Regions from separate parts of the Homo sapiens genome. Here region 2 is linked to region 1. The links are chromatin loops, found by intact Hi-C in ENCODE. Cell type or tissue: PC-9. All regions are shown on one strand. Each heading gives the region's core, and the rest is flanking DNA. Links, peaks and the distances in the headings are about the cores only. Region 1 has its middle 91 kb from the start of JCAD. Region 2 overlaps LOC101929256 (a long non-coding RNA gene).

The links. Hi-C counts contacts between places; a loop is a spot of excess contacts. Peaks named below come from ENCODE experiments on the same cell type or tissue, not always from the same donor. Only the 100,000 strongest peaks of a DNase experiment are listed, where the experiment ranks them.
Region 2: a loop joins it to region 1, with 2.9 times the contacts of the local background. A loop is called at or near these places in 3 of 110 quality-filtered maps.

What each region holds. Positions count from the first base shown.
Region 1 is chr10:30,145,291-30,156,062 of GRCh38, forward strand. No RefSeq gene overlaps it. Among named protein-coding and RNA genes, the nearest start is that of JCAD, 91 kb to the left of the region's middle. RefSeq lists an enhancer at 6,731-6,780 and a silencer at 10,303-10,362. In PC-9, for the core only: a CTCF peak has its summit at 6,690; a DNase peak (open chromatin) is centred at 6,891.
Region 2 is chr10:30,093,736-30,104,507 of GRCh38, forward strand. All of the region lies in intron 1 of LOC101929256 (a long non-coding RNA gene), which reads left to right. It also overlaps a transcript of JCAD not described here. Among named protein-coding and RNA genes, the nearest start is that of JCAD, 40 kb to the left of the region's middle. In PC-9, for the core only: no CTCF peak of the experiment used is centred there; DNase peaks (open chromatin) are centred at 5,086 and 6,156; H3K4me3 peaks cover 465 bases; H3K27ac peaks cover 1,627 bases.

The sequences.
Region 1 (10,772 bases), core at 1,904-9,903:
GAAATTCCTCTCCTTCCCTGTTTCACATGCACCAAATCCAAAGTTCCCAAGAGCAAGAAACTGAGTGGCCAAGCTTGGGTCACCGAGCCACTCAACCTGACCAGAGCTTGAGGCAGATGGAGAGGGAAGAGGCAGTGGGAGGCAGGAACCAGGATGCCTTTGGGCCAAGACAATGCTCAACAGAAATGTAATTCCCAGTAAGGAAATTAGGTAGCTATTGGGAAGGAAAATGGATATACTGTCACCCACAGCAATAACATACGTGTCTTTCCCCAAAAGGAAGGTAGTCATTGAATATGTAGTTGCAATCAAATCCTGGCATGTGCAATGTGGCATAAGAACTTTTGCGAGCACCCATATACAACCCATGAAGGGTAATTGTGGTCCCACTAAGCTTGATTTCCATGAGCTTGGATTGCAACTTTTCCTTGTCCACACTTTTCCTACTCAAGGCTGCTGGCCGAGCAGTGAATTGCTTGGCATCCCTCCTGTTCGCCATTCAACTGGCAGCATTGGCAGTTGTGTTGTACTTTGGCAGTTTTCTTTCTATCCCATCTTCAAGCTTGGCTTCTTACAAGTCATGATGATTTTACAAGCATTTATTAACCTAGATCTTAATGTCGGTGGCCACTGTGAATGTCCCAGAGAAGTAAGGGATGTTCTGCAGTCACAGATAAATCTATCAGAACAGAAAAAATGGATCCATCTGTTCCAAGTAGAATCCATGTCACATCAAAAGGAGAACAAGTGAGCCACACTAGAGGGCAAAGTGTCTTCCACTTCTCAATGACCAAAGGACACACGATCTGAGAGCCAATGTCTATGAGATGCACCATTAGTAAGAAAGAAAAAACACTGCCAAGCTATGAGACAATATTTTTGTATTATGCAGGAATTTTCTCTTATGCATATTGAAAAAGATGTTTTGGTCTTATTTCGACATAGGTTTTATAATAGATTGCTTTTACGCACATACTAAAAGGGAAACATAAGAAAAATTGCAGACAACTTTGGATTCACACCGTGACTCTGCTGAATCACTTAAAAAATTTTTTTTTAAATTTCAATAGGTTTTTGGGGAACAGGTGGTGGTTGGTTATTTGAATAAGTTCTTTAGTGGTGATTTCTGAGATTTTGGAGCACCCATCCCCCAAGCAGTGTACACTGTACCCAGTGTATAGTCTTTTATTCCTCAACCCCTCCCACCCTTTCCCCTAAGTCCCCAAAGTCCAATGTATCATTCTTATGCCTTTGCGTCCTCATAACTTAGCTGCCACATATGAATGAGAGCATACGATGTTTGGTTTTCCATTCCTGAGTTACTTCACTTAGGATAGCCTCCAATTCCATCCAGGTTGCTGTGAATCCCATTATTTCACTCCTTTCTATGGCTGAGTAGTATTCCATGGTAGATACATAGAACAGTTTCTTTATTCACTCTGATTGATGGGCATTTGGGCTGGTTCCATATTTTTGCAGTTGCAAATTTTGCTGCTGTAAACATGCGTGTGCAAGTATCTTTTTCATATAATAACTTCTTTTCCTCTTGGTAGATAACTAATAGTGGGATTACTGGATCAAATGGTAGATCTACTTTTAGTTCTTTAGGGAATCTCCACGCTGCTTTCCATAGTGGTTGTACTAGCTTACATTCCCGATAACAGTGTAAAAGTGTTCCCTTTTCACGGCATTCACGCCAACATTTACTTTCTTTTTGATTTTTTGATTAGGGCTGTTCTTGCTGGAGTAAGGTGGTATCGCATTGTGGTTTTGATTTGCATTTCTCTGATAATTAGTGATGTTGAGCATATTTCCATATGCTCATTGGCCATTTGTACATCTTTTTTTTTGAGAATTGTCAATTCATGTCCTTAGCCCACTTTTTGATGGGATTGTCTTTTTTTTCTTGCTAATTTGTTTGAGTTTGTTGTAGATTCTGGATATTAGTCCTTTGTCAGATGTATACATTGTAAAGATTTTCTCCCACTCTGTGGGTTGTCTATTTACTCTGCTGATTATTTCTTTGCTGTGCAGAAGCTTTGTAGTTTAATTAAGTCCCATCTATTTATCTTTGTTTTTGTTGCATTTGCTTTTGGGTTCTTGGTCATAAAGTCTTGCCTAAGCCAATGTTTAGAAGGGTTTTTCTGACATTATCTTCTAGAATCTTTATGGTTTCATGTCTTAGATTTAAGTCTTTGATCCCTCTTGAGTTGATTTTTGTATGACAGGTGAGGATCCGGTTTCATTCTTCTACATGTGGCTTACCAATTATCCCAGCACCATTTGTTGAATAGGATGTCCTTTCTTTACTTTATGTTTTTGTTTGTTTTGTTGATGACCAGTTGGCTATGAATATTTGGCTTTATTTCTGGGTTCTCTATTCTGTTCCAGCAGTCTATGTGCCTATTTTTAAAACAGTACCATGCTGTTTTGGTGACTATAGCCTTATAGTACACTTTGAAGTCAGGTAATGAGATGCTTCCAGATTTGTTCTTTTTGCTTAGTCTTGCTTTGGCTATGCAGGCTCTTTTTTTTTTTTTTTTTTTTTTTTTTTTGGTTCTATATGAATTTTAGGGTTGTTTCTTCTAGTTCTGTGAAGAATGCTGATGGTATTTTGATGGGAATTGCATCGAATTTGTAGATTGCTTTTGGCAGTATGGTCATTTTCACAATATTGATTCTACCCATCCATGAGCATGGGATATGTTTCCATTTGTTTGTACCATCTATGATTTCTTTCAGCAGTATTTTGTAGTTTTCCTTGTAGAGGTCTTTCAGGTCCTTGGGGTTAGGTATATTTCTAAGTTTTTTTTTTTTTTTTCAGCTATTAGGAAAAGGGTTGAATTCTTAATTTGATTCTCAGCTTAGTTGCTGTTGGTCTATAGCAGAGCTACTGATTTGTGTACATTAATTTTGTATCCTGAAACTTTGCTGAATTCATTTACCAGTTATAGGATCTTTCTGGATGAGTCTTTAGGGTTTTCTAGGTATACGATCATATCATCAACAAACAGTGACAGTTTGACTTCCTCTTTACTGATTTGGATGCCCTTGATTTCTTTCTCTTGTCTGACTGCTCTGTCTAGGACTTCCAATACTATGTTGAATAGAGGTGGTGAAAGTGGGCATCCTTGTCTTGTTCCAGTTCTCAGCGAGAATGCTTTCACCTTTTTCCCATTCAGTATAATGTTGGCTGTGGGTTTGTTGTAGACGGCTTTTATTACCTTAAGGTATGTCCCTGGTATGCTGATTTTGCTGAGGGTTTTAATCAAAGGGATGCTGAATTTTGTCAAATGCTTTTTCTGTGTCTATTGAGATGATCATGTGATTTTTGTTTTTAATTCCATTTACGTGGTATATTACATTTATTGACCTACGTATGTAGGTCATACCTGCATCCCTGGCATGAAACCCATTTGATCATGGTAGATTATCTTTTTGATATGCTGTTGGATTCAGTTTGCTAGTATTTTGTTGAGGATTTTTGTATCTATGTTCATCAGGGATATTGGTCTGTGGTTTTCTTTGTTATGTCCTTTGCTGGTTTGGGTATTAGGGTGATAGTGGCTTCATATAACGATTTAGGGAGGATTCCCTTTTTACCTTGTGGAATAGTGTGAATAGGATTGGTACCAATGCTTCTTTGAATGTCTAATAAAATTCAGCTGTGAATCTGTCTGGTCCTGAACTTTTTTTGTTGGCAATTTTTTAATTACCATTTCAGTCTCGCTGCTTGTTACTGGTATGTTCAGAGATTTTATATCTTCCTGGTTTAATCTAGGAGGATTGTATATTTCCAAGAATTTATCCATCTCCTCTAGGTTTTCTAGTTCATGCACGTAAAGGTGCTCATAGAGGCCTTGAAAAATCTTTTGTATTTCTGTAGTATGAGTTGCAATATCTCCCATTTTTCTTCGAATTGAGCTTGTTTGAATATTTTCTCTTCTTTTCTTGGTTAATCTTGCTAATGGTCTATCAATTTTGTTTATCTTTTCAAAGAACTAGCTTTTTGTTCCACTTATCTTTTGTATTTGTTTGTTTGTTTGTTTTTTTGTTTCAGTTTCATTTAGTTCTGCTCTGATCTTTGTTATTTCTTTTATTCTGCTGGGTTTGATTTTGGATTGTTCTTCTTTCCCAAGTTCTGTGGCGTGTGACCTTAGATTGTCTATTTGTGGTCTTTCAGACTTTTTGATGTAGGCATTTAATGCTATGAACTTTCCTCTTAGCATCACTTTTGCTGTATCACAGAGGTTTTGATAGATTGTGTTCCTATTATTGTTCAGTTCAAATAATTTTCAAATTTCCATCTTGATTTCATTGTTGATCCAATATCATTCAGGAGAAGGTTATTTAATTTTCATGTATTTGCAAGATTTTAGGGTTCCTTTTGGAGTTGATTTCCAACTTTTTTCCACTATGGTCTGAGAGAGTACTCGACATAATTTAGATTTTCTTAAATTGACTGAGACTTGTTTTGTGGCCTGTCATATGGTCTACCTTGGAGAATGTTCCATGTGCTGATGAATAGAAGGTATATTCTGCAGTTATTGGGTAGGATGTTCTATAAATATCTGTTAAGTCCATTTCTTGTAGGGAATAGTTTAAGTTCATTGTTTCTTTGTTGACTTTCTGTCTTGATGACCTGTCTAGTGCTATCAGTGGAGTATTAAAGTCCCCCACTATTATTGTGTTGCCATCTATCTCATTTCTTAGGTCTAGTAGTTACTGTTTAACGAATTTGGGAGCTCCAGTGTTAAATGCATATATATTTAGAATTGTGACATTTTCCTGTTGGACTCATCCTTTTATCATTATGTAATGTCTCTTTGTCTTTTTTAACTGCTGTTGCTTTAAAGTTTGTTTTGTCTCATATGAGAATAACTACTCCTGCTCACTTTCAGTGTCCATTTGCATGGAATATCTTTTTCCACCCCCCTACCTTAAGTTTATGTGAGTACTTGTGTGTTAGGTGAGTCTCCTGAAGACAGGAAAAACTTGGTTGCTGAATTCTTATCCATTCTGTCATTTGGTATCTTTTAAGTGGGGCATTTAGGCCATTTACATTTAATGTTAGTATTGAGATATGAGGTACTATTATATTCATTGGGTTATTTGTTGCCTTAATACCTTATTTTTTAAATTTTGTTATTGTTATATAAGTCATGTGAGATTAATGCTTTAAAGAGGTTCTATTTTGGTGTATTTTGAGGATTTGTTTCAAGATTTAGAGCTCCTTTTAGCAGTTCTTATAGTGCTGGCTTGATGGTGGCAAATTTCTCAGCAATTGTCTGTCTGGAAAAGATTGTATTTTTCCTTCATTTATGAAGCTTAGTTGAGCTGGATACAAACTTCTTGGCTGATAATTGTTTTGTTTAAGGAGGCTAAAAATAAGACCCCAATCTGTTTTAGTCTGTAGGGTTTCTTCTGAGAAATCTCCTGTTAATTTGACAGGTTTTCCTTTATAGGCTACTTGATGTTTTTGCCTTACAGCTCTTAAGATTATTTCCTTCATTTTGACTTTAGATAACATGATGGCTACGTGCCTAGGCAATGATCTTTTTGCAATGAATTCCCCAGGTGTTCTTTAATCTTCTTATATTTAGATGTCTAGATCTCTAGCAAGGCTGAGGAAATTTTCCTCCATTATTCCCTCAAATATGTTTTCCAAACTTTTAGATTCCTCTTCTTCCTTGGAACACCAATTATTTTTAGGTTTGGACATTTGACATAGTCCCAAACTTCTTGGAGGCTTTAGTTCATTTTTAAATTATTTTTTCTTTGTCTGTTATGGATTGGGTTAATTCAAAAGCCTTGTCTTTGAGCTCTTAAGTTCTTTCTTCAGAGTTGCACGTAGTCATCAGGTTATCCAAAGTCAAGAAGAAGGAAAGAATTTCAAGAATCTTTCTTGTTCAGTTCTATTGCTGAGACTTTCCAATGCCTTTTTCATTTCTCTAAGTGCATCCTTGATTTCAAGAAGTTGTGATTGTTTTTTATTTATGCTATTTATTTCACTGAAGAATTTTCCTTTCATATCTTGTATCATGTTTTTGATTTAAGTTGGACTTCACCATTCTCTGATGCCTCCTTGATTAGCTTAATCATTGACCTTCTGAATTCTTTTCTGGCAATTCAGAGATTTTTGTCTTGGTTTGGATCCATTGCTGGTGAGCTGGTATGATCTTTTGGGGGCGTTAAATAACCTTTTTTTTTTTTAATCATTTTACCAGAATTGTTTTTCTGGTTCCTTCTCATTTGGGTAGACTAAGTCAGAGGGAAGATCCGGGATTCAAAGGTTGCTGTTCAGATTCTTTTGTCCCATGAGGTGCTCCCTTGATGTGGTTTTCTCCCCCTTCCCCTAGGAATGGGGTTTCCTGAGAGCTGAACCCTAGTGATTGATTTTGCCCTTCTAGGTCTAGCCACCCAGTGGAGCTACAGGGCTCTGGGCTTGTACGGGGGAGTGTCTGCAAAAAGTCCTGTCTTCAGGTCTTGCAGCTATGGATCCCAGCACCTGCTCCAGTAGAGGTAGCAGGGGAGTGAAGTAGACTCTGAGCGTCCTTTGTTATGTTTTTGTTTAGTGTGCTGGTTTTGTGTTGGTTGCCCTCCAGCCAGGAGGTGTTGCTTTCAAAAGCACATCAGCTGCAGTCCTATGGGGGGAATGCAAACTTGCCCTAAGGACACCTTGCTAAGTATTCAGGTTTCTCAGGAGGTGGGCAGGACCACAGAGCTCCCAAGAGATTATGATCTTTGTCTTTGGCTACCAGGGTGGGTAGAGAAAGGCCACCAGGTGGTGGCAGGGATAGGCAGGTCTGAGTTCAGTCTCTCCTTGAGCGTGGCTTGCTGTGGCTGTTGTGGGCGATAGGAGTGTGGTTCCCAGTCTAATGGAGTTATGTTGCCAGGGGGATAACAGCTGCCTCTGCTGAGTCATACAAGTGGCCAGCTAAGCGGGGGAAAGCCAGCAGTCACAGGCCTCACCCTGCTCCCATACAGCCAACAGTCCTAAAAGTCAGTCTCACTTCTACTGTGCCCCGCCCGGCAACAGCACCGAGTCTATTTCCAGGCAGCCAGTGACCAGGGCTGAGAACTTTCCCCAGACCATGAGCCTCCCCATTGAGAAAGCAAGCAGACTCACAGTTTTTTGGCGTCTCAGGGAGACTTCACTGGTGATCCAGTTCCTTCAAATGGTATTTGGATTCTCTTGGCTTTCCTGGTATGTTCCAGTGGTAGTTCTTGGAGCAAAAGTTCACGATGTGAGTCTCCACATGCTGCTCTGTCCATCCGAGCGGGAGCTGCAAGCTAGTCCTGCCTCCTATCTGCCATCTTAATCTGAATCGCTTTTTTGATACAGAGTCGCCAATAGCTGTGTTTTTCTACATAAGCTGTCCTCTGTGCCATGAAGAGTTTTAATGATACAGCATTTCTTTCTTTTTTTTTTTTTTTTTTTTTTTTGAGACGGAGTCTTGCTCTGTCGCTCAGGCTGTCGTGCAGTGGCGTGATCTCGGCTCACTGCAAGCTCTGCCTCCTGGGTTCACGCCATTCTCCCGCCTCAACCTCCCAAGTAGCTGGGACTACAGGTGCCCGCCATCACACTAGGCTAATTTTTTGTATTTTTAGTAGAGCTGGGGTTTCACCGTGTTCGCCAGGATGGTCTCCATCTCCTGACCTCATGATCCGCCTGCCTCTGCCTCCCAAAGTGCTGGGATTACAGGCGTGACCGTGCCCGGCCGATACAGCATTTCTTGAAAGAACCCATGAAAGAGCTAAAGCCAATGGTGCTAAGTTCTTAAGATGGCCCTGTAATTATTGAAGAGTTTGACTTCTTTGACTTCTACTTTAGGAATTGCTATACTCATCTGATTCACTTTTTGCTTCTTTTCTCCCTCACCAAATAACAGTCCCTACGGATGATAAGAGTGCTCCCTGATTGTTCCATGACCTTTCCAGGTGACTGCCACCTGCCCTTCAGACTTTGATGATGGTTTTTTTTGTTGTTTTTTTTTAAGCTTAGGCAATGACAGCTACATAATTGCTGATGTCTAGCCAACAGTGACTATAAAACACTGAATGTAAGACATCTATAAATTTCAGAAGCATTGAAACATCTAAAAATATATAATTTTAGAATTAATTTAAAAATGAGATATGAAGGTGCTCTTTAAACTTAGAAACACAGCTAAATGAGGAGTTATTAATGTGGCCTTGTAACAGCTGTTGTCACCCAGGACTGAGCAGTTGGCGTGTGTATGTATATTGTGCTGAAGTGGCTATGTTGTCTGGGGTATATACCCTGGATTCATCCTCTCATGCCAGGAAAATTTAGGACAGGGACACACGAGGAGTTTAGGAGTGGAGGTTTAACGGACAGAAGAAAAGAGAAAGAAGAAGAGCTCTCTCTATAGAGAGAGGGGTCTTCCGAACGGAAAAGACCATCTGGTAGCGGATGAACCCAATTTTACAGTCTGGCTTGAGGAGACAGTGTCTGATTTGCATAGGGCTCACAGATCGGTTGGATCAGGTTTGACATTTACATAGCGGGGGCGGGGGCGGGAAGGCTGGTCATCCCACCCTAATCTTACTATGCAAGTGAACTCTTCCCTTGGTTGGCGCCCTCTTGTCTGCTCCTTACTGTACACGTGGCTGGCTGAAAAGGGAAGATGGAGCCGCCATCTTGAACATGTCCAGTCCCTAGTTCCTGCCAGCATTCCCCCATGCAAGCTCCCAACTTGCTTGTCTGTGTCTGCAGCTCAACTTTACGGGCTGCTCTTCGTTAGAAAATGATTTGGGGCTGCTTTTCATTAAAAACAAAAGCCTCACTGAGGACTCCCATACCCTATCTGCCTAAGTGATTTCTTTTTAACCCCTATATCAGTGCCATTTTGACCCAGTCATTTTGATGAGTTCATTTTGACCTCATTTGACAATTTTTCATAGCTTTAATCACAGCATTAAATGTTGGAGTGATTTGTATGCTACCAGGAAATGAAAGCAACAGACACCGTCATCATCTCCACCCCCATCCCATCGCTTATCTTGCTCTGGAGTCTGACCTTGTCCATTGCCCCACACTCTCCTGGAGCTTGAGTCTTATCCTGAGGGAAGGTGGAGTGAAGCCCAGACAGGGTCAGGGTGCCTTGATTTAAAAAGCTGCCGTCCGTGGGCAGGTGGGCTTTGGGTATCAGTGGGACTGGGATTGGGGGAGGGCCACTGTCTGGACTCTAAAAGGGAACATTTACATTTAGGGTTAGAAAGAGTATGACAACCATGATTGACAAGACAGAGCATTGGTGGCTGAACCAAGATCAAGTACTAAACTGTATTAGTGTCTTCTCACACTGCTATAAACAAATACCTGTGGCTGGGTAATTTATTTTAAAAAAAGGAGAGAGAGAGATTTAATTGGCCCACAGGTCCACAGGCTGTACAGGAAGCATGGTGCTGGCATCTGCTCAACTTCTGGGAAGGCCTTAGGAAACTTTCAGTCATGGCAGAAGACAAAGGGGAAGCAGGCACGTCTTACATGACTGGAGCAGGAGGAAGAGAGGGAGTGGGGAGGTGCCACACACTTTAAAATGACCAGATCTCATGAGAACTCTATCATAAGAACAGCACCAATGAGATGGTGCTAAACTGCTCATGAAGGTTCCACTCTCCCATGACACAGTCACCTCCCACCAGGCCCCACCTCCAACATTGGGGATTACAGTGTGACATGGGATTTGGGTGGGGACACAAATCCAAATCAAATCAGTTAGCATTAGCCAAGAACACGTGGGGAATTCAAAGAGTTAAACAAATCAAGTCCCAGGCAGCACTAATTATCTGAGTACAATGATCAGCACATCTGGGTTGAAGACCTTCTATATACTTCCTCCCAGGGCAAGTACTGGATAGGGGATGGGCTGGCCCAAGTCTAAAGAAATGAATAGTAGATGAACTATAGCTGAAAGAGGTGAAGAGAACTGGGCCCGTGGTGGAGTCTGATTACTCCTGGTACACATGCAAGGCTGACACAGGCTCCGATACACTTTGAGCATCTTCATGCAAAGCAGAGTTCTTTCTCTGGCTCTCAGAAGGATTTTCTGATTATTTTCCATGGTCTTTCCCTGGAGTTGCCATGACTATCCTCAGTGGGACAGCTTAATTCCAGGTGTAGAAACAACAATAGATGCAGTTTCATCCAAAGTTGTTGAACCCAAGAAAAGATGATGACAACTCAAAACAAAAATGAAAGTTTCTTTAAGGCATGGCCACCTCACAGTCACACTCACAGCTGGAGTTTCCTGCTAACGTGACCCTTGAGTCTTTGGAGGTCCGGGCCAACTGACAAAACAATTTGTTCATGATGGTGGCTCAGTGACAAAGAGGAAATCGCTCATGGACTGCTGGGGCAGCCAAACCTGTCCAAAGAACACAGCTTTGTGGTACTGTAGCCACAGGGAACTACTGGGCGAGGAATTCTTTTATTTTCCACAGTGAGTGATCCAAAGATGACAAGCTCTGCAGGAAATCCTGGGTCCTATATACCTATATATATCCCCACCGCTGGTCCTATTCAGTCCTAATCAAGGACCATATCATCAATGAGCTTATCCACAATGACAAAGAAGAAAAACAAAACCCAGGTTGCAAACCCCTGCACACAACTTGCTTTTGACAGCACATCCCAGCGTTCTCCAGGAAAGAGGAAGCTATGGAAATGTTTAGTACAAGTAGCAGCAGGGCAGAGAGCTGCGGGAAGCCTGGCGTTGAAGGAATTGTTTTTATTTTTATTACTT
Region 2 (10,772 bases), core at 1,302-9,301, 52 kb before region 1:
TCAGCAAGTATTTGCAGATCCAAGTCCTTTTGCAAGAGAGTCACGGGAATCCCGGGGATAGAGTCTAGCTCAGAGATTCAGTAAGTATTTGCAGATCCAAGTCCTTTTGCAAGAGTCTCCAAATTAAACGCCAAACTTCTTGCTTGTATAGAATATTGGATGACTGACTATTGCCCACACTAATTGGGTCCTCTCCTGAAAGCTTGCATATCTTGTTCTAAAGAGGTTGGGGCCTTCATGGGATTCTGTCTTTGTTACATAACACTTTGCTCGGCTCATGAGGACTTAACTATGAGATGGTTGATGCCGCAGGAAGGAAAAGAGTGTGATTCTCTTTGGGGGTTGATAAAGGGAAATCATTAGGAACTTGCCTCCCTGCATTGTCATTGCTTTGTTAAGTCAAGATGAAAGTTCATCAACAGCAGACTGGGCACAGTGGTTCATGCCTATAATTCCAGCACTTTGGGAGGCCAAGACAGGCAGATCACTTGAGGTCAGGAGTTCGAGACCAACCTGGCCAAAATGGTAAAACCCTGTCTCTACTAAAAAAAAAAAAATACAAAAATTAGCCAGGCATAGTGGTGGGTGCCTGTAGTTCCAGCTACTCGGAGGCTGAGGCAGGAAAATCCCACGATCCCGGGAGGCGGGAGGTTGTGGTGAGCCAAGATCATGCCATTGCACTCCAGCCTGGGTGACAGAGACAGACTCCATCTCAAAACAAAAACAAAAACCACAACAAAAACAAAACAACAAAAAACTGCTTACAGAGGGCTGTTATGAAATATGGGAGATACAAAGGAACAAAGCCTCCCAGGTGCCGTGGGGCTGCTGCCACAGTGCATGCAATATTCATCTTTTGTTGAAAGCAGACGAGTGCTACTTCTACCTGCATTTTCCCTTATGCAGTCTGGAGGAGACTGCATGGCAGCCTTATGGAAAGAAATCAGTTCTCTTCCTGCTCCCAACTAAGACACCATCTTTGCCTTTGGAAAAACCAGCCGCCCACTCCTAACTTAGCTTCTTCCCCACACACCTCACCGATTTAGCCCACCTGTTCCCAGTCATTTTCATTCTCCCACCTCCTCCCGAATATCTGTCTCCCTGATCTCGCTGAGATGTGGAGTCATTTCCCTTCTTTTCCTCCTCCTACACTCTCTCTGAAACAAGCACACCAAGTCCCCCATTTGGGAGTGCAAAGGAGGACATCTAGTTCTCACCAGAAATTAGTTTTATTAATTGTCTGAGTAGGTTGTTGGACCCAGTGATTCAGATTTCAGCCCGGGGTGGATCTTGGCCGGTGCACCTCCAGCTAGGGTGTAGTTCTGAGTCCCTTTGGTCACCTCATCCTTTTCCTTAGCATCCCTCTGGCCCTTGGACGAACTTTATGTTTATTCTCTGTGCCCTAGAACTCTGGGTCCTTCCCTGGTTCATGCCTCTATTTTTCTTTCCTGCATAGAACTTGCAGTTCCCAATTTTGCCCATGATGGACAAGTTCATGGCTCTCGTCTCTTAACGTTATTTTCTGAACCCTGACCCATTTCTTCACTTCTCTTTCAGTTTTGTTGATAGATATTTACTGATCATTAAAATTGATTCTACCCCTGGGGGAATGAGTCATGGCTTTTTAACCTATTGTTCTAAATTAATTCCTGGGCCAGCCTTGCAATGGCCCTGTGGCCTCAACAATGGGCACCAGTGTCCCAGGTGCCTTGGAGGTATTTTCTCAGCTCCACCCAACAACCTACAGCCCACTTTTCATCTTATCCCATTGCTGAGCTTGCCTCCCCGTTCGACCTGCTCTGACTTTGAATTTGGGGCTGGAATTGTGCATTTTGTTCTTTTCTCATTTGCACTTCATGTATCTGAGTATTGGAACATTTATCCTGCTATGTTTTAATTATTTGCTCACCTGTGGAACTCCCAGTCCTGATCACAAGCTCCTCATGGTCAAGGGCTGTGTCTCGCTCATCTTAGAATCGTGAGTGCCTGGCTCATGAGAGATGCTCAGGAGATATTGATGAGGTTAGCAGCTGAGTTCCCCAGAGGGGAAGCCTTAGAGCCTTCTATAAGCCCAGCCTTGCCATAGACAGTACTTCACTCCTGGAGCAGTGGTAATATAAAAAATGACCACATTAGTAAGTGACAGGCTGTTCCTATTCATCCCAGAGACTTTTTGCAGGGGTTCTTTGTGTGTTTCTATTTGCTCATTTGTTTTTCAGTAAGGCGGAACTTCTCTTTGAAGCTTGTGGCATGTTAAGTCCACTGACCACAAGCTAGGGAAAAAATGCAGTATTTTGCTTTTTTTGTTTTATTGTCAGTAAAAGTCAAGGTTCAGTCCACAGGATCCACACAGCCATCAGAGGGGCCAGTGTGTGGAGAAGCTGCCAGGAAAGATGCCATCAGCCTGGGCCATTGAGGTCTTCTCTGTAACCCTGCCTCTCTGTCTTCCTGACTCACCTGCCCCACCGCCCCAGGTGCTGGGGACAGAGGCATGTGTATTGCAGACCAACACTGATGATGGGCGGCCCCACCAAATCAGCCTGGAGCTCAACTCCTGCTGCACCACCAACCCCACTGCCCTGAGCCTCAGTTTCCTCGTCTGTAAGATGTGGAAAATGCTACCTACCTTGCAGAGTTGCTACAGGGATCAGTGGTAATGCAAAAATGCTATTACTATTGTTATTATTATGGAAATCTCTAGGCAGGAATCACATTCTCAAGCTGGCACATAATGAAAATCAAGGAATCACTAATGCATTATTCATCACACCTTGACATGACTTTTATATAACATTCAGCTGAAGTATCTTCGATCTGTATCTTCTTATTTGCTATTCTGAGTTCAGAACATAGGATAACTAGCTCATCAGTTCAATGAGCTGGGATTTTTTTTTTTTTTTTAATGAGCATCTGTTTGTGCCAACATCTCAGGTCCCTGAATGTACCCCTTCTCCTGAGGTTGAAGTATAAATTGATGAAGGCTCAGGTGGCGTCATGGAATGTCTCAAATAGATTAAGGCTGCACGACACGTGTGTGACTTGTATTCTATTTGGAGACAGTGTGGGAAGGTGAATCCAGCAAGAGCTCAAATTTTCCAGTGAGCAAATGTAGAATTTTAATTAGCTTCGAGTCCATTTCTCTGCTGGAAATAGATCTCTGAGCATTTCTTCAATAGCATTACAGTAATTATAACAATTCTGAAAGGAATAAGTTACAGGATGTATTTTTGTAAGCTTAGCAGAATAAGAAAGGCCACATCCAGTTCTGTATTTGGAGCATGCCTGGAGTTGCTGTCAAATGATGCTCAACAGCATCAATGACAATAATGTAGACCATCCTATCCACAGTACTCTAAGACTGTACTGCCCATGGCACTTCCTACAGCAATAGAAATGCTCAAACCAAATCTGCACTGTCTAATATGGTGGGCACTGGCCACGTGCAGCTAGCATAACTAAGGGCTGAATTTTAACTTTATTTAATTTTAAATAATTAAAATTAAATAGCCACATGTGGCTAGTGGCCACCGTATTGAGCAGCACAGATACCAGCTGGTGCTTACTCTAAGCCCCCTGCAGCCTGGGGTATTAGTGGGACAAAGGAGGAAATGTCAAAGGCCCCCAAGGCACCATAAAGCCCACACTCTAAAGCTCAAAGGAAGCCAATTCATTGAGTTTTCTATTTTTCATCCTACAGCATATCAGATGCATCCAATTAGAAAAGAGACGCAGGGCCTGGTGCAGTGGCTCATGCCTATAATCCCAGCACTTTGAGAGGTTGAGGTAGGCAGATACCTGAGTCAGGAGTTCAAGACTAGCCTGACCAACATGGTGAAACCCTGCATCTACTAAAAATACAAAATTAGCCAGGCGTAGTGGTGCACTGTAGTGGGCCTGTAGTCCCAGCTACTCGAGAGACTAAGACAGGAGAATTGCTTGAACCCAGGAGGCGGAAGTCGCAGGTTTGCAGTGAGCCGAGATTGCCCCACTGCACTCCAGCCTGGGCGACAGATGGAAACTCCGTCTCAAAAAATAAATAAATAAATAAAGGAAAGAAAAGAGACACGGGTACAATGGCAGCACCCTCCAGAAATGAAAAAGTTTGAAAAGGAAACAAGACTCAAAGGAGAAAAACAGCCTGGGATTCCTGAGCCCAAGGATAAGCAGCCTTTATACCTCAAAGTCATCAAGGAAACGTCAAGAGTTCAACCACAGAGGCTCCAGGAAGGGATAGAGGGAAAATGAGCAACCCTAATCCAGACTTCTGGCCATCAAAGGTGGTAAAATATGGACGGTATTGCTGCCAAATGGGTGAGTTTTGGTTATCTGGAGAGTCCAGCTGCTGGTCACGTCTCAGTCCCTCCCTAATAGCACCTTGTGATGTCCTTTTGTTCTTGGGAGAAATAACTCCTGCGACCCTCGGGTCTGCCTAAAGTAGCTTTGCCCACAGCTCCTGCCTCAGTTTATATGACTTCTCCTGACTCTTTGTTCTCTAGCTAGGCTGATCGTCCTTCTGCTTCCTGAAGGTGCCGTGATCCTTCCTCCACAGGACTTCTATCTAGAAGGTTTCTTCCATGCTACCCCTGTTTCTCCCCCAGCTGGCTCCTAGGCACCCTCAGATCTCAGCTCAAGTGTGTTCCTTGGAAGGCCCCCTGAATCCCCAACCCATCCCCACCACATCTAGGCCTGGTTTCTTTGTTAGTCACTCTTCGCCCTGCATTTCTTCCCAGCAAATACCTACTTGAATATACTCGTGCATCAGTGAGATGAACTGATTTATTCATCTGTAAACTCCAAGAAAGCTGGGATGGTGTTTGGCCTGATTCATTTGCTTTTGTGTCCTCAGTTCCTGGATTGTGCTCAATAAATGCAAAATGAAAGAATGAATGAACTCCAGTTTATTTCTAAGATTTTCGACATGACAAGTGTCCTCCAATCCCTAACACTTTCACATCTTCCTAAAAAATCTCTTTAAGCTTTAGGATGACTCATATTCTCTTTGAGTGCCATTCCAAAGTTCTTACTGTCCAATAACTTATTATCATGAAATCTTCAACCTTAAAATTCCACCCACTTCTCCTTTGTTTGCTCCACTTACTACATCGTCCCCCAAAAACTTCCTGATTTTTTTTAAACCTTTGGAGCTCATGTTGCAAGCTGAATCACATCTGTGGTTCTTTTCTTGGCAATGTACTCGCCTTGGTTTTTTCAGTTTCCTTCACTTGGTTTATCTGATAGCCTCTGAGCTCCTTATTTACTTGCTACCAATTACTTAGGTGTCTATTACTTAGATAGCTGCATTATCTTTTGAAATTCGTAGTTTATCCTTCACCCAGGATTTTTCTATTATTTTTTCCATAGACTTTCTCTAAACTGTGAATCTATTTCTTATTCTCTTTTAAAGAAAATTATTTAAAAGTGGGGAAAATGAAACGTAAACATAATCCCAACTCATCTTACACCTCATCTTTGAAACATAAGACATCATTGCAAAAGAAAGATCTCAGTTAATTATTTCCAAAGCCTTCAGGGGATTTATTCCTAACTTCTCATTTTCTGTCTCATTCCTAAAGAATCAGGGGTAAAACTCCCATTAGTCCTAATTACCCTCCCTAAATCCAATCAAGTCATTATGCCTCAGACTTTGTTTTCTTTAGAATGAGTTTCTTATCTAGTTAAATAATTTTCTCTTTCTAATAGACTTTATTTAGTACCAATTTCTTGATATAAATAACTCTCCTCTTTAGTAAGTGTTTGTGAAGCACTTATTATGTTCCAGGCACTGTGCTAGGGAAACAGCATGAATAATAAGATGAAAAAAAAATCCCTGTCCTCATGGAGATTATATTTAACAGGAAGGGGTATAATAAACATATGAATATATATAATATAATTTTAAATAATGACAGGATCTACAAATAATCTTTATGCCAAATGCCATATACAATGAAAAAATCTGAATTTATACTAAAACAGATGTTAGATATGAGTTCTAAATTTCTTTTCAAAGAATCAATATGTCAGTATATGTTCAATTCTTTGTCTTCTACTTGTAAACTTAACTTCCTCGTAAAGTAACCTTTTTCGATTACCTCCTCCACCCTGACTCATTTCAATCACTTGCTCCACCCTGACTCATTGCGATTACCGGCTCCACTCTAACTCATTCCGATTACCTGCTACCTGCTCTGCCCTGACTCATTCTCCATCCTGCATAACCATTTCTCCCACCAAACCACTCACCCAGTCACTCTCTTTAAATTAGCCAATCGGAATTAGTTTAGCCTGTGCGGTCTAACCCTGGCCAACAGGGGAAGGACACAGCAGCAGGGGCCATGTGTGTCAGGGATAAGAACCCCTTCCCCTCCCTTGTCCAAGTGTGCTGCTCACCATTGCTCCATCTGTAAAGGCGCACCCTTCTATAGAAGTAGCTTGCCTTGCTGAGAATTAAAAATAAAATTTTACATTCAAGTGCTATTTCTTTTACGGCACTGAAACTTTATTTATAACATAGAGAAGGGTTGATATTCTTGGTGGAAATTATGACTCTGTTTTGTTAACAAAGAGTCGAACTCTAAAATATTTGAAGAGATTTATTTATTCTGAATTATTCTTTTTGTTGTTCTTGTTTTGTTTGAGGGTTTTTGTTGTAGTTGTTGTTGTTTGAGACAGATCTCACTCTGTCGCCCAGGCTGGAGTGCAGTGACGCGATCTCGGTTCACTGCAACCTCCGCCTCCTGGGTTCAAGCAATTCTCCTGCCTCAGCCTCCCAAGTAGCTGGTATTACAGGCACCCACCACCACACCCAGCTAATTTTTTGGTATTTGTAGTACCGATGGGGTTTCACCAAGTTGGCCACGCTGGTCTCGAACTCCGAACCTCAGGTGATCTGCCCACCTCGGCCTCCCAAAGTGCTGGGATTACAGGTGTGAGCCACCCGACCCTGGCCTATTCTACTTTATTCTTAAACAAAGCCTGAGGCATAATGACTTGATTGGATTTAGAGAGGGTAATTAGGACTAATATGAGTGACCAATGGCCCCTGACACAGCCCTCAGGAGATCCTGAGAACATGTGCCCAAGGTAGTCAGGGTGCAGCTTGGTTTTATACATATTAGGGAGACATGAGACATCAGTCAATACTTGTAAGATGTTCATTGGTTCAGCCAGAGAAGTGGGATAACTGGAAGTGGGACTTCCAAGTCAGGCAGATTCAAAGATTTTCTAACTGGCAATTGGTTGAAAGAGTTATTATCAATAAAAAGGAATGTCTGGGTTAAGATAACGAGTTATGGAGATCAAGGTTTTATCATGCAGAGGAAGCCTTCAGGTAGCAAGCTTCAGAGAGAATAGATTATAAATGTTTCTTATCAGATTTAAAGAGTCTGTTCTGGTTGGGTGCGATGGCTCATGCCTGTAATCCAGCACTTTGGGAGGCCAAGGCAGGTGGATCACAAGGTCAGGAGTTTGAGACCAGCCTGGCCAATATGGCAAAACCCTGTCTCTACTAAAAATACAAAAAATATAGCTGGGCGTGGTGGCCCATTCCTGTAATCCCAGCTACTCGGGAGGCTGAAGCAGGAGAATTTCTTGAAACTGGGAGGTGGAGGTTGCAGTGAGCTGGGATCACACCACTGCACTCCAGCCTGGGTGACAGAGCGAGACTCAGTCTCAAAAAAAGAGTCTGTTTTATTAGTAATTCCAAAAGGGAGGAGGGTGTCATGAGGCATGTCTGACCCTCCTTTCCTATCATGGCATGAAACTAGTTTTTCAGGCTAACTTATTTATTTATTTTATTATTATTAATTTTTTGTTAGAGACAGGGTCTCACTATGTTGGCCAGGCTGGTCTTGAACTCATGACCTCAAGTGATCCACCTGCCTTGGCCTCCCAAAGTGCTGGGATTACAGGCCTGAGCCACCACGCCCGGCTCAGGCTAACTTTAGAATGCCTGTGGCTGAGAGGAGGGGTCCATTCAGGTGGTTGGGGGGCTTGGAATTTTATTTTTGGTTCATAGTCTTTTAAGCATAAAATCCTGTCATAAACATCTTAAGAAATCTTATCTTCACTTTGCTGTGTTTCAGTGAAAGGGGAGATTATCCACTCATTCACTTAGAGACATTTGCATGGTGTCTACTGTGGGCAAGGTTCTAACATACATGTACAGTGTTGCAATGAAGAACAGGAAAGCTTCAACCTTCTGACCTCAGGGGTGGGACTGAAGTAATGAGCAGATGCCAGTGTGGTCTTTGCCTGGGAAATGTCAGTGAGGGCCAGAGGGTAAGCTAGTACTCTACCCTTCAGACCACTCCACAACTCATCTCCCACCTAGTCAATTTTCTGTGGCTCTAGACGACAGAATCCTGGTTATGATTTTTATTATTATTTTATTGTGGTAAGAACACTTTACGTAAGATCTTAACATACCTTCTTAATGTTTTTTCTTTTTTTGAGACAAACTCTTGCTCTGTCGCCCAGGCTGGAGTGCAGTGGTATGATCTTGGCTTACTGCAACCTCCACCTCCTGGGTTCAAGCAATTCTCCTGCCTCAGCCTCCCAATTAGCTGGGATCACAGTGGGTGCTTACCACCATGTCCGGCTAATTTTTGTATTTTTAGTAGAGAGAGGGTTCACCATGCTGGCCGGCCTGGTCTCAAACTCCTGACCTCAGATGATTCATCTGCCTCAGCCTCCCAAAGTGCTGGGATTACAGGCGTGAGCCACTGCACCCAGTCTACCCTCTTACATTTTTAAGTGCACATTACAATATTAACTTATAGGCATAATGTTGCACAGCAGATCTCTAGAACTTACTCATCTTGCAAAACTGAACATTTATACCTGTTAAACAACACCTTCCGCTTTCTACCCCAAACCCTGCCAACCACCATGCTACTCTCTGCTTCTATGAGTTTGACTATTTTAGATTCCTTATATAAGCAGAATCATACAGTATTTGCCCTTCGGTGCCTGGCTTATTGTATTAGTTTGTTCTCACACTGCTAATAAACACATACCCAAGACTGGATAATTTATAAAGGAAAGAGATTTAATGGACTCACAGTTCCACATGGCTGGGGAGGCCTCATAATCGTGGCAGAAGGCAAATGAAGAGCAAAGTCACGTCTTACATGGCAGCAGGCAAGAGGGCATGTGCAGGGGAACTCCCCTTTATGAAACCATCAGACCTCATGAGACTTATTCACTATCTTGACAGCAGCATGGAAAAGACCCACCCCCATGATTCAATTACCTCTTACCAGGTCCCTCCCATGACACATGGGAACTATGGGACCTACAATTGAAGATGAGGTTTGGGTGGGGACACAGCCAAACCATATGACTGATTTCTCTTAGCATAACATCCTCCCAGTTCATATTGTTGCATATGGCAAGATTTTCGCCTTTTTTAATGCTGGGTAATATTCCACTGTGTGCATAGACCACATTTTCCTTGCCCATTCATCTCCTGAGGGACATTTAGGTTGTTTCTGTATCTTAGCTATTGTGAATAGTGCTTCAGTGAACATGGGAGTAAAGCTATCACTTCAAGATCTTGACTTCAATTCTTTGAGATATATACCCAAAAATAGGACTACCAAAAAACAGTACGGTTGTTCCTCAAAAATTAAAAGTAGAATTATCATATGATCCGGCAATCCTGGTTGTTCTTTTGCCATAATATTTAAAGATGTATGTAAGGAGATAAAGGCAAATAATTCAGATTCATACACTTAAGAGTTGGAAGGAACTTCAAACGTTGTATGTCAAATGTTAAAATAAATGTTAAATGTTAAAATTGATGTTAAAATAGATAAGAAAATACCTGTTCAAATATTAAAGTAAATGAGGAAATGCCTGTATATTTATGTATAAATACACACACACACACACACCCACACACACTCACAGCCAGTTCTTTTGATCCCAAATAAGCCCTTTCTCTATTGCTACTATAATAACCTACTGATAATAAACAGTTAGTGAGTCAATTTTTCTTTTTTTTTTTTTTTTTGGACAGAGTTTTGTGTTGTTGCCCAAGCTGGAGTGCAATGACGCAATCTTGGCTCACTGCAACCTCCGCCTCCTGGGTTCAAGCGATTCTCCTACCTCAGCCTCCCGAGTAGCTGGGATTACAGGCATGCACCATCACGCTTGGCTAATTTTTTGTATTATTTTAATTTTGCCATATAACACAGGAAATGCAGTTCAATGGGAGAGTGGTAAGTGCTATGGCAAAGGCACAAAGAAAGTATCATGGGGATACACCAAAAGAATTGAACTCTAGTTTGAATAGTTCTGGTTGGAACTAGCCTGAAGGCAGAGAGGGAGGAAAAAGTTCCTAGAAAGAGGAAACTGAGAAGTTAACTTACAGAGGCCTGGGGGCATGTGGCTCATTCAGGAAAAGGAAAATGATTTCAGAGGTCGTGGAGCGTAAGTCCTGAGAGGGTTGCAGGTGGGAGGGAGAGTGAAGCAATTTCACAAGGGGCTTTACATGCTGTGTTAAGGGAGTTTGGATTTGATTCAGTAGCAGGTTTTTGAGCAGAAGAGTAACTTTATTAGAGCTGTGGTTTATACATGGAATCAACCTAGGTGCCCATCAACAGTGGATTGATAAAGAAAATGTGGTACATATACACCATGGAACACTATGCAGCCATAAGAAAGAATGAAATCACATCCTTTGCAACCACATGGATGCAGCGGAAGGTCATTGTCCTAAACAAACTAATGCAAGAACAGAAAACCAAATATGTTTTCACTTATAAGTG